2 separate regions of the Homo sapiens genome follow, and region 2 is linked to region 1. The links are chromatin loops, found by intact Hi-C in ENCODE. Cell type or tissue: PC-9. All regions are shown on one strand. Each heading gives the region's core, and the rest is flanking DNA. Links, peaks and the distances in the headings are about the cores only. Region 1 has its middle 49 kb from the start of ARHGEF3-AS1. Region 2 has its middle 27 kb from the start of ERC2.

What was found. Hi-C counts contacts between places; a loop is a spot of excess contacts. Peaks named below come from ENCODE experiments on the same cell type or tissue, not always from the same donor. Only the 100,000 strongest peaks of a DNase experiment are listed, where the experiment ranks them.
Region 2: it touches region 1 in a loop (8-fold over the local background); 2 of 110 quality-filtered maps call a loop at or near these places.

The regions. Positions count from the first base shown.
Region 1 is chr3:56,986,845-56,992,221 of GRCh38, reverse strand. It overlaps a transcript of ARHGEF3 not described here. Among named protein-coding and RNA genes, the nearest start is that of ARHGEF3-AS1, 49 kb to the right of the region's middle. In PC-9, for the core only: a CTCF peak has its summit at 3,136 (motif pointing right); no DNase peak of the experiment used is centred there.
Region 2 is chr3:56,492,535-56,497,911 of GRCh38, reverse strand. No RefSeq gene overlaps it. Among named protein-coding and RNA genes, the nearest start is that of ERC2, 27 kb to the right of the region's middle. In PC-9, for the core only: CTCF peaks have their summits at 2,792 and 2,997 (motif pointing right); a DNase peak (open chromatin) is centred at 3,041; H3K27me3 peaks cover 544 bases.

The DNA of each region.
Region 1 (5,377 bases), core at 174-5,173:
ATATTTATTTAACTCATTAATGAGCGAACTAGCAGGATGAGGATGAGAAAGCTGGTTCTAAGGACCATCCAGGAACACACACACATTTAACTCATTAATGAGCGAACTAGCAGGATGAGGATGAGAAAGCTGGTTCTAAGGACCATCCAGGAACACACACACACACACACACACACACACACACACACACACACACAGAGAGAGGAGGGGAGAGAGAGTGAGAGTGAGTGAGTGAATTATGGAAAAATATTATGGAAAAAAGAATGCTGGAATAAGATTGCAAACTCAGATATAAAACTGGTTAATGGGCCGGGCGCGGTGGCTCATGCCTGTAATTCCAGCACTTTGGGAGGCTGAGGCAGGTGGATCACCTGAGGTCAGGAGTTTGAGACCAGCCTGGCCAACATGGTGAAACCCCATCTCTACTAAAAATGCAAAAGTTAGCTGCTCGTGGTGGCATGCCCCTGTAATCCCAGCTACTCGGGAGGCGGAGGTGGGAGAATTGCTTGAACCTGGGAGGCAGAGCCTTCAGTGAACTGCGATCGTGCCACTGCACTCCAGCCTGGGCGACAGAGCGAGACCCTGTCTCAAAAACAAAACAAAACAAAACTGATTAATGTCCCATAGGAAAATAACACTGTAACCTTTGAGACTGTATCTGACAGAATTCTTTTTTGCAATTTATCAAATTTATCAATCTTTAACAAGTTAACAACTTAACTTTACAGAGTCTGGGCCCTAATCAAAAGCAAATAGTGAATCAAACAAAAATAACCTCCCTGTAAGCAGACTCGGGGTGTAGATAGATGACTTTGAAAAGTTATACTTTATTTCCAAGTTTGGGACAGTTTTTTTTTCTTTTTTTAACAGCATTCTATCTTGAGTGGCTAGCATAGTACCTGACACAAAGGAGGAACTAGTGACTGTTTCTTGAATGAATGAGCAAATGGGGAAAGGTTGGATCCTCAGGCATGTGAGTGGCCAGGGTATTAATACAGGAAAAGCCTTCCACTAGGAAGTTGAACCTCAGCCTTCATGCTGGAGGAGTCTGGGGTCGGAAGACCAGCTGTGAGCAGCCTGAGAGGGACTAGGGTAATGGGGCAGTTACCCAAACAGGGCTTGGGGCGGTAAAAGACATGGCAGGAATCTAGCAGTGAGAACTAGGTTATCAAGCAGGAACTGGGTCTTAAGAACAAGGGAGAATTCGGTGATTAGGACAAAGGGAGGGGAAGGAAAGGGACTGTTATTTGTGGCTTCACCCACAGTGTGCAATTCATTGTGCAAAGCTGAGTGTACACGGCTCATCTCACGCTCACCCCTCACCTGACCCCTTAGGCAGGATTATTGTTCCTCTGGTTCAGAGGCAGAGAGCCTCACAGATAGAGCTGGGGTTGTGGAGATGTTGAATTTAAGCTCTGCCATTCATGAGCTGGGTGACCCTTAGCAAGTTACTGGCTGTCTCCGCCTGTTTTTTTACCTATAAAATTGTAATGTAATCTAAGCAAATAGCAAAGTCCACAATCCTCCAGACTTAGGCTTTGGTTACATTCAGAGATTTGAAATCCATTAGCTAACAATAAAGGCAGTTCTTTTTATTTGTGTCTCTCAAAGAATAGTCAAGGGGGATCCATTTTATAACCAATACCAACTCTTTTAGGAAACTACTCTCAGGTAGTGGCATGATCTCAGCTCACTGCAACCTCTGCCTCCCGGGTTCAAGTGATTCTCCTGCCTCAGCCTCCCGAGTGTATCTGGGATTACACGTGCACGTCACCACGCCCAAGTAATTTTTGTATTTTTAGTGGAGACAGAGTTTCACCATATTGGCCAGGCTGGTCTCGAACTCTTGACCTCAAGTGATCCATCTGCCTTGGCCTCCCAAAGTCGTGGGATTACAGGCGTGAGCCATGGCCCAGCCACCTTGCAGGTGTTCTGAAACCTCTCTTGCCCTTCCCTGGACTCTGCTAAAGTTCTCCTTCCATTTGCTTTGCCCCAGAAGACTTTCCTCTTCTACCCCACCTCTGGTATTCTCTTTTCTCTCTCTGTCCTTGTTTCTCTCCCCTCTGATTAATGCACTTTGCATATGGAAACTGATGAACTCAGACTGCATAATGGAGGGAAGAAGATGGTAGATGGGGCAGAGCCTTTCCTTATCTGGGTAGCGAAGCTGGGAAGCTGGGTAGCGAAGCTGGGTAGCGTCATTGTTTTAAATAATTCTTGCCCTTGATTCGGGGAGATCAGCTCCCTCACAGTCCCATAGCGTGGTCATGAGGATTACTTTGAAGTTTCTGGCAGTTAGTGGACCTTTGGTAAATAGCGGCTCCCATTATTGTTCCAGAGGAGGAAAGTCAAGTTCACAATGGGGACATCTTGCAGCTGTGAAGTGATGAAGGGGTTTGAAGCTCAGCCAGGTTGGCTCCCGTGCGTAAAGTCTGAGTGAGCAGAAAGCCAGGAGAGTTAGAACTCACTGATGAAGTCAGGGTTGTTCCTAGGGAGTGGGGCAGGGGTGGTGCTGGGGCTGGAATCCACGAGGGCCCCAGCTGTGGGGAGGCAGCAGCCTTACTAGAGGCCAGATGAGTGCTGTCCTGGGCTTGAGTCTGGGCGTGTGTCACAGGCTGGATGATTCTAGAGCAACCCATCCAGCGCCAGCTCTCAGCCACTGTGATTGCTCAGCCACCAGGAGCCCCCTGCCCCCTGGGCACAGACCTGCTGGGGTTTTCTGCAAGGAAGCAGCAGTTTTGGCTCGGAGTGTCTCTCTGTACACTTTGGAGTCTAGTCAAGAGGACAGCCTCTTAAAATGGAAATGGGGCACTGCTGTGGGCCACCTGTGGACACTTGATTGCTCTCCCCAAGTTACTTGTATTCTCTGAGGCAGATGTCACGCTACAGCATCCACAGGGCCATTTCTAGTGCACCAGCAAAAAAAAAACGCAAGCGAGGAGTGGAATAAAATGCTCCTTGACCTTGTCCTTTCTTTCATCTCTTATCCTTTTAGGAAAAGAAGACTTTTTGTTTTCAGTTCAGATTTTAAAAAAGAACTAAATAGGGTACTTGAGACTTGCCACCCGGCAGCGGAGCTGGAGCCCTCCGGGAGGCATGGACGAAGTAATCAACTGAAGTTTTCTAATACCGGCCAGCAGAGGGCACTCTTCACTCACAATCGGTGCTGTCTTTCTCCTTGGAAACGTTCAGTGGCTGCAGGAGCCCTGGAAAAAATTGTCTTCCAGCTATTTGTAATTTAACTTTGAGTCCTCAAGAGGGTACCTTCCCCTTTTAGAGTTGCAGTGTTGGTGCTATTATTTTAACACCCGCATCTGCTGTTGTCTGGGCATCAAAGTCTAGAAAAGTCATGAGGGAGATGCATTCTCCAAGGTTCTGAGCACAAGATTCAGACAGAAACGGGGCCAGATGGGCACATACTGTTGCATAAACACCAATTAATTAATACTGGGCTCCAGATGAGCCCAGCCTGCCAAACTCGTGAGCTTCACACCTCCATGGTCTGGGCCCTGCCTCCCTTTGGTACAAAAATTAAAGAGACAGTTGCAAAAACCAGAGCATTCACTGGCCAGTCCTAGTAGGGAACAACACTGGGACATGCAGGGCACTGTGCTTCCCATGGGGACACTTTAATTCTTTCCTGTGGATTCTTCCTCTCCCTGCCAACATACTTTTAATCTTGTTGATGCTATTAATAATAATGACAGGTGACATTTATTGTGCTCTTATCATGTGCTGGGCACTTTTATGACTACTAGCTTATTTAACTCTCTTAGGCCAGGTGGGGTGGCTCATGCCTGTAATCGCAGCACTTTGGGAGGCCGAAGCGGGTGGATCACGAGATTAGGAGTTCAAGACCAGCCTGACCAACATGGTGAAACCCCGTCTCCACTACAAATACAAAAAAATTAGCTGGGCATGGTGGCGTGCGTCTGTAGTCCCAGCTACTCAGGAGGCTGAGGCAGGAGAATCACTTGAACCTGGGAGGCGAAGGTTGCAGTGAGCCAAGATCGCGCCACTGCACTCCCCTGCCTGGGCGACAGAGTGAGACTCCATCTCAAAACAAACAAACAAAAACAAAACACAAAACCAAAGAAAACAAAACAACCCTCTTAAAGTCCCAAGAGGTGGGGAACTGCTGGAACTTCTGAGGTTTTGTGAGGGTCAGGTACTTGCTGAGGGTCACTTAGCAGGTGAAGGAGGAGCCAGGTTGACCCCTCAGAGCTGTTGCCCATACCTGTCTGTCACCCATTTGTGGAGTCCCATTTATGCTCTGGACATCAGGTGGTAAGCCAGTGGTGTGCACACAAGACACAGTGCATCTCTGGCTAATTTTAATTATTTTAGTTTTGAATGTGTTAATCAAATACTTGAAAATTGAAAAGGAAGAGAAAGCCAGCCAGCCCTCAGAGAGCATACGCTGTGAGTGGAGGCCCTGAGGTGTCCATGTTCCTGAGGTGGTCTCTTAGTGGCTGCAGGATTGGCTGTGCACGGTAGGGGGAGTGAGGTTAGTGGGGCTGGCTCCTTCCTTTCCTTCCTTCTAGATCAACTCTGCTTCTACCAGGTTTATGTAGGATTGGGCTTGACCCAAGGTTTCTGCTGCTGAGAAGCTCTCAGCAAAACCCCAGTGTAGTGGCTCTTAGCTAAGGGCATGCCCAGGAGTGTTCATCACCCCGTCCCCAGAGTCCCTTTCATCTTCTGTTTCTCTTTCCAGCAGCTCCTTCCCTCCTGCCTGCAGATTGGGCCTGGAGCCTCCTGTGCCAAACACTTCCCTCCTACTCCTGCTCAGCCGTTGCATTGCCCAGAGCTCAGCCCAGTGCTGGTGCTGGTAACAGTTGAGAGACAAAGAGGGGGAGCCCTGAAGTCAGAGCTCTGCTCTCCCTGTGGCCGGCACATGATTATGCCCCAGATTCCTCATCTGCAAGATGGTGATGTTAACAGAATCTGTCCAGAAAGTATGGACTATAATGAGGCGTTGGCAACCCAGAGTTACTTGTTTGTTTGTTTTCTGAGTCAGGGTCTCACTCCATCACCCAGGCTGGAGTATAGTGGGACGATCACAGCTCACTGCAGCTTTGACCTCTTGGGCTCAAAGGATCCTCCCATCTTAGCCTTCCTAGTAGCTGGGACTACAGGCATGCATCACCATGCCCAGCTAATTTTTTCAATTTTTGTAGAGATGGGGTTTTGCCATCTTACCCAGGCAGGTCTCGAACTCCTGGCCTCATGTGATCCTCCCATCATGGCCTCCCAAGGTGTTGGGATTACAGGCATGAGCCATCACACCCGGCCTCCAAAGTGTTTTAAACATCACTTCACCCGCAGTAAGGATTCAATATCCATGGACCATCATTACTATTAAGATTATGACCATCAC
Region 2 (5,377 bases), core at 199-5,198, 490 kb after region 1:
CTATTCCCTGAAACACAGCAATATTGAAATCAGATCAACTAATAACCCTACAGTGGCCTCTTGGTGTTCAAGTGAAAGGAAGAGTCGCAGATCTCTTGCTTCAAATCAGAAACTATTTCTAGCTTTAATATCTAGATTAAATTTAGTGAGGCAGGCGTGTTGAAAGCCAACACAGGCCAAAAGCTAGGCCTCTTGCACCAAACAGTTAGCCAAGTTGCGAATGCAAAGGAAAAGTTCTTGAAGGAAATTAATAGTGTTACTCCAGTGAACATATAAATAAGAGGGTGAACAGCCTTATCACTGATATGGAGAGAGTTTGAGTGGTCTGGATAGAAGATCAAACCAGCCACAACATTTCCTTAAACCAAAACCTAATCCAGGGCAAGGCCCTAACTCTCTTCAATTCTATGAAGGCTGAGAGAAGTAAGGAAGCTGTAGAAGAAAAGTCTGACACCAACGGAGTTTGACTAATGAGGTTTAAGAAAAGAAGCTGTTTCTATAACACGAAAGTGAAAGGTGAAACTGTAAGTGATGGAGAAGCTGCAGCAAGTTTTCTAGAAGATCTAGCTAAGATCATTTGTGAAAGTGGCTACACTAAAAAACAGATTTTCAGTGTAGACAAAACAGACTTCCATTGGAGGAAGATGCCCCCTAGAAATTTCACAGCTAGAGAAGAGAAGTCAATGCCTGGCTTCAGAGCTTCAAAGGACAGGCTGACTCTCTTGTTAGGGGCTAAGTCAGCTGGTGACTTTGAGTTGAAGCCAATGCTTATTTACCATTCTGAAAACCCTAAAGTCCTAAGAATTAAGCTAAATCTACTCTGCCTGTGCTCTACAAATGGAAAACCAAAGCCCGGATGAAGGCATATCTGTTTATAACATGGTTTACTGAATATTTTAAGCCCACTCTTGAGACCTGTTGCTCAGAAAAAAATATTCCTTTCAAAATATTACCACTCATTCACAAAGCATCTGGTTACCCATGAGCTGTGATGGAGATGTGAGGCAGCGCTCCTTTCTTGGGAGCACTAGCTGCAGAGGGTCTGTTCCTGCAGACCCCTGATTTGGTGACGGATGAATAAACATACACTGACACACAGATATTCTGCTTTGCCAGTCCAGCTGAGGGTCCGAGGCCACTCACAGACTCCAAGAAGAGTCCTGTAAAGAATGGCAGGTGTTGCCCTGAACGGTTCGCACTCCAGGCATTTATTTAGTGTAGAATTAACAATGGAAGCTTTGAGTCAACACACTTGTGGATAATTAACATGGTTAAGAGAGTAGTTCTACGAATGATTAAAGCTCAGGTACTGTGGTCTAAAGTAAATACCATTGGGGGCAATTTTCCTGGTAGACCTCTCCCGCCACCCCCCCAGGGCCATCTGGCTCAAAGGTTAGTTAATGGAGGTAGGGTAAACAGACTTAACTGGGGAAGCCTCTATTGTCCCTAGTATTTAACCTATGACTTAATGCTCTAAGGTAAGAACCGGCAGCCTTCAGCCTGTTCAATTATTACAAGCTATGTAACCTTTCAGCCTTCCAGAGAGGTTTGTGACTATTCCCTATAACTTTCCCTAATATTTCCCTTTAATATTTCTGCCACCATCCTGAGTGAATCCCAACAGAGACGTACAAAGGGATTAATGTTTTCCTGCCTGCTAATAATACAATATCCATTCTGTAGCCCATGGATCCAGGAGTAATTTTGACTTTCAAACCTTATTATTTGTAGAAATCCATTCCATAAAGCTATAGTTGCCATAGATAATGATTTCTCCAATGGATCTGGGCAAAATAAATGGAAAATCCTCTGGAAAGGATTCTAGATGTCATTAAGAACATTTATGATTCATGGAAGGAGGCCAAAATAGCAACATGAACAGGAATTCGAAAGAAGTTCACTCCAGCCCTCGTGAATGACATTGAGGGGTTTAAGACTTCCATGGAGGAAGTTATTGCAGATGTGGTGGAATTAGCAAGAGAACTAGAATTAGAAGTGGAGCCTGAAGGTCTGACTGAATTGCTGCAATCTCATGATAAAACTTGAATGGTTTAGGAGTTGATTCTTATGGATGAGCAAAAAAACTTGTTTCTTGAGATGGAATCTACTCCTGGCAAAGATGCTGTGAACATTGTTGCAGTGACAACAAAAGGATTTAGAATGTTACATAAACTTATTTGATAAAGCAGCAGCAGGGTTGGAGGGGATTAACTTTAATTTTGAAAGAAGTTTACTGTAGGTAAAATGCTATCAAACAGCATCACATGCTACAGATAAATCTTTCATGAAAGGAAAAATCAATCAATGCAACAAAGTTCATTGTTGTCTTTTTTAAAGAAATTTCCACAGCCACTCCAACTTTCAGCAACCCCCACCCTGATCTGTCAGCAGCCATCCACACTGAGGCAAGAACCTTCACCAGCAAAGATATTATGACTTGCTAAAGGCTCAGATGATCATTAGCAATTTTTTAGCAATAAAATATTTTAAATTAAGGTATGTACATTTTTCCGGAGACAAGGTCTCACTCTGTTGCCCAGGAAGGAATGCAGTGGCATGATCATAGCTCACTGCAGCCTCAATCTCCCAGGCTCAAGTGATCCCCCTACCTCAGCCTCCTGAGCAGCTGGGACTACAAATGCACAGCACCATGTCCAGCTAATTTTTAATCTTTTTTTTTTTTTTAAAGAAATGAGTTCTCACTGTGTTGCCCAGAGTAGTGTCAAAGTCCTGGGCTCAAGTGATCCTCCCACCCTTGTCTCCCAAAGTGCTGGAATTACAGGTGTGAGCCACTTTGCCAAGTCAGTACATTGTTTTTTGACCTAATGTTATTGCACGCTTAATAGACTACAGTACAGTGCAAATATAACTTTTATATGCACTGCAGAACCAGAGCTATTCTGATACTAGCTTTACTGTGGTTGTCTGGAACCCAACCTGCAATATCTCCGAGGTACACCTGAAATTTTAAAAACAGTTGTGCAATAACTAAAGCAACCACTAGAGGGCTCAACAAAGCGGCTTACCATGCCCTCTAGAGGTGGTGCCAAGAGAGCTGTCCAGGTGCTGAAGTGTGTAGAAAGGTTGCTCACTGGAGTGACACTAGGGAATCTAGAATGTGCCTTGGAGATTCCACTGCACAGCTCTGTGGGCTGGAAACCGATTGGTGTTAGGTGTCAGGCGAGAGTACAGAACTGCTCTGAATTCTTTAGTCCTTTCTATTATTCCAACATGAATCAAACCTAGCATGTCGGGGCAGGGTAAGCAAGTGATAGTATTTTGATATGCTTCTCACCCAAGAAAAGAAATGACACTTTGCAATCAAACCTGGTGATGGTGGAAGCCCAGTCAAGGTGAAAGCTTCAGCTAGCAATAGAGACTGATAATTTTTACCTAGTTCTCAAATGGTTGCGAAAGGATGTGGTCTAGGAAGAGAAGATAATATGTTTTTTATTGTTTGTTTTTAACTTCTTTTTTTTAAGATACAAGGTCCCACTCTGTCACCCAGGCTGGAGTCCAGTAGCACAATCACAGTTTACTGCAGCCTCCAACTCCTAGGCTCAAGCTATCCTCCTGCCTCAGCCTCCTGGGTGGCTAAGACTACAGGCATGCATCACCATACTTGGCTAATCTTTAAAATCTTTTTTATAGAAATGGGGTCTCACTGTGTTTCCCAGGCTGGCCTCAAACTACTGGCCTCAAGTGATCCTCCTTCCTCAGCCTCCCAAAGTGCTGGGATTACAGGCATGATCCACTGCACCTGGCCTGAGATTTTTTTTTTTGTTTTAAAGATTTATTGCCTGAATTAACTTAAAAAACCTAAACTTTAAAGTCTGTTGTCACATAGTTTGTAAACAATAGCAAGGCCCTTCATCTCTTCATCTTACTATTTTATAAAAGATTATACATTCAAATGTAAAAATAAGAAATCTATAAAAATGAAAATTATCTACGTTGCCCAAATTTTCTGAAGGATTGGGCAAATAAGTATGGATGTATATTACTCCTGAGGGTTTTAATTGTTGCAACCTTTTAGAGGGCAATTTGGCAGAATCTATCAAAATATCAATAGGTATTCTTGTTTTTTTTTTTTTAATACAGAGCCTCACTTTGTCACCCAGGCTGGAGTGCAGTGGTGCAATCACAGCTCACTGCAGCCTTGACCTCCTGGGTTCAAGGAATCCTCCCATCTCAGTTTCCCAAGCAGCTGGGACTACAGGCATGTGCCACCACACCCAGCCATTTTTTTTTTTTTTAAGATATGGGGTCTTGCCATGTTGCCCAGGCTGGTCTCAAACTCCTGGGCTCAAGTGATCCTCTCACCTCTGTCTCCCAAAGTGCTGAGATTACAGGTGTGAGCCACTGTGTCTGACCTGGGTATTCTTTTTGACCCGGCAAAACTATGTTAGAAATTTAACTTAAAGAAGTATAAATAAATATGAAGCATCTTTTTATTACAATCATGCAGAAATTATACCACTGATGTTATGGTAAAAAAATTAGAACCAATGTAAATGTTATCAGTAGGAGATAAGTTGTGGTTCAGCAATTACTATGCAGTCATTCAGAACATTGATTTATATGAATAGGCAAGGAAACATATCCACAATATTTTGTTGGATTAAAAAATATAGGGCAGAGAATGGTATGCATAGTATAATCTATTGAGGCAAATACATTTGTAGATGTATGCACAGAAGAATCTAGAAGGCCATACACTAAAGTATTAACATTAGGTTTTATTGAAAGACTGATCTACCAGGGGAAAGTGGAGGGCCTTTTCACTGTTTGGTACACATTTGTATCATACAATAGGCATGTACTATTTATACTTTTAAAAAGATAAAAAGGAACTGTGTAAACCAAAATATTGAGGCAGGGAATATTACTATTCCCTGTGTCTGTATCCTTTTAAATTTTTATTCCTTTCCGTTTTATATTTAACACCACTAGATAATTTGATTCTTTTTATTTTATCCTTCTGGTTGCCAGCCAAGGACTTTATTAGAATATTTTTTAAAAGTGAGATGGGGCCAGGCATGGTGGCTCATGCTTGTAATCCCAGCACTTTAGGTGGCTGAGGTGGGCAGATCACCTGAGGTCGGGAGTTCGAGACCAGCCTGAACAACATGGTGAAACCCTGTCTCTACTAAAAATAGAAAAATTAGCCGAGTGTGGTGGCTCATGCCTGTAATCCCAGCTATGTGGGAGGCTGAGGCAGGATAATCGCTTCAACCCGGGAGGCGGAGGTTGCAGTGAGCTGAGATCATACCATTATTTGCACTCCGACCTTGGCAAAAAGAGTAAAACTCCCTCTCAGAAAAAAAAAGTGAGATGGATATTACCCCCAAAATTTTTCATTGAGAATCAAATCACA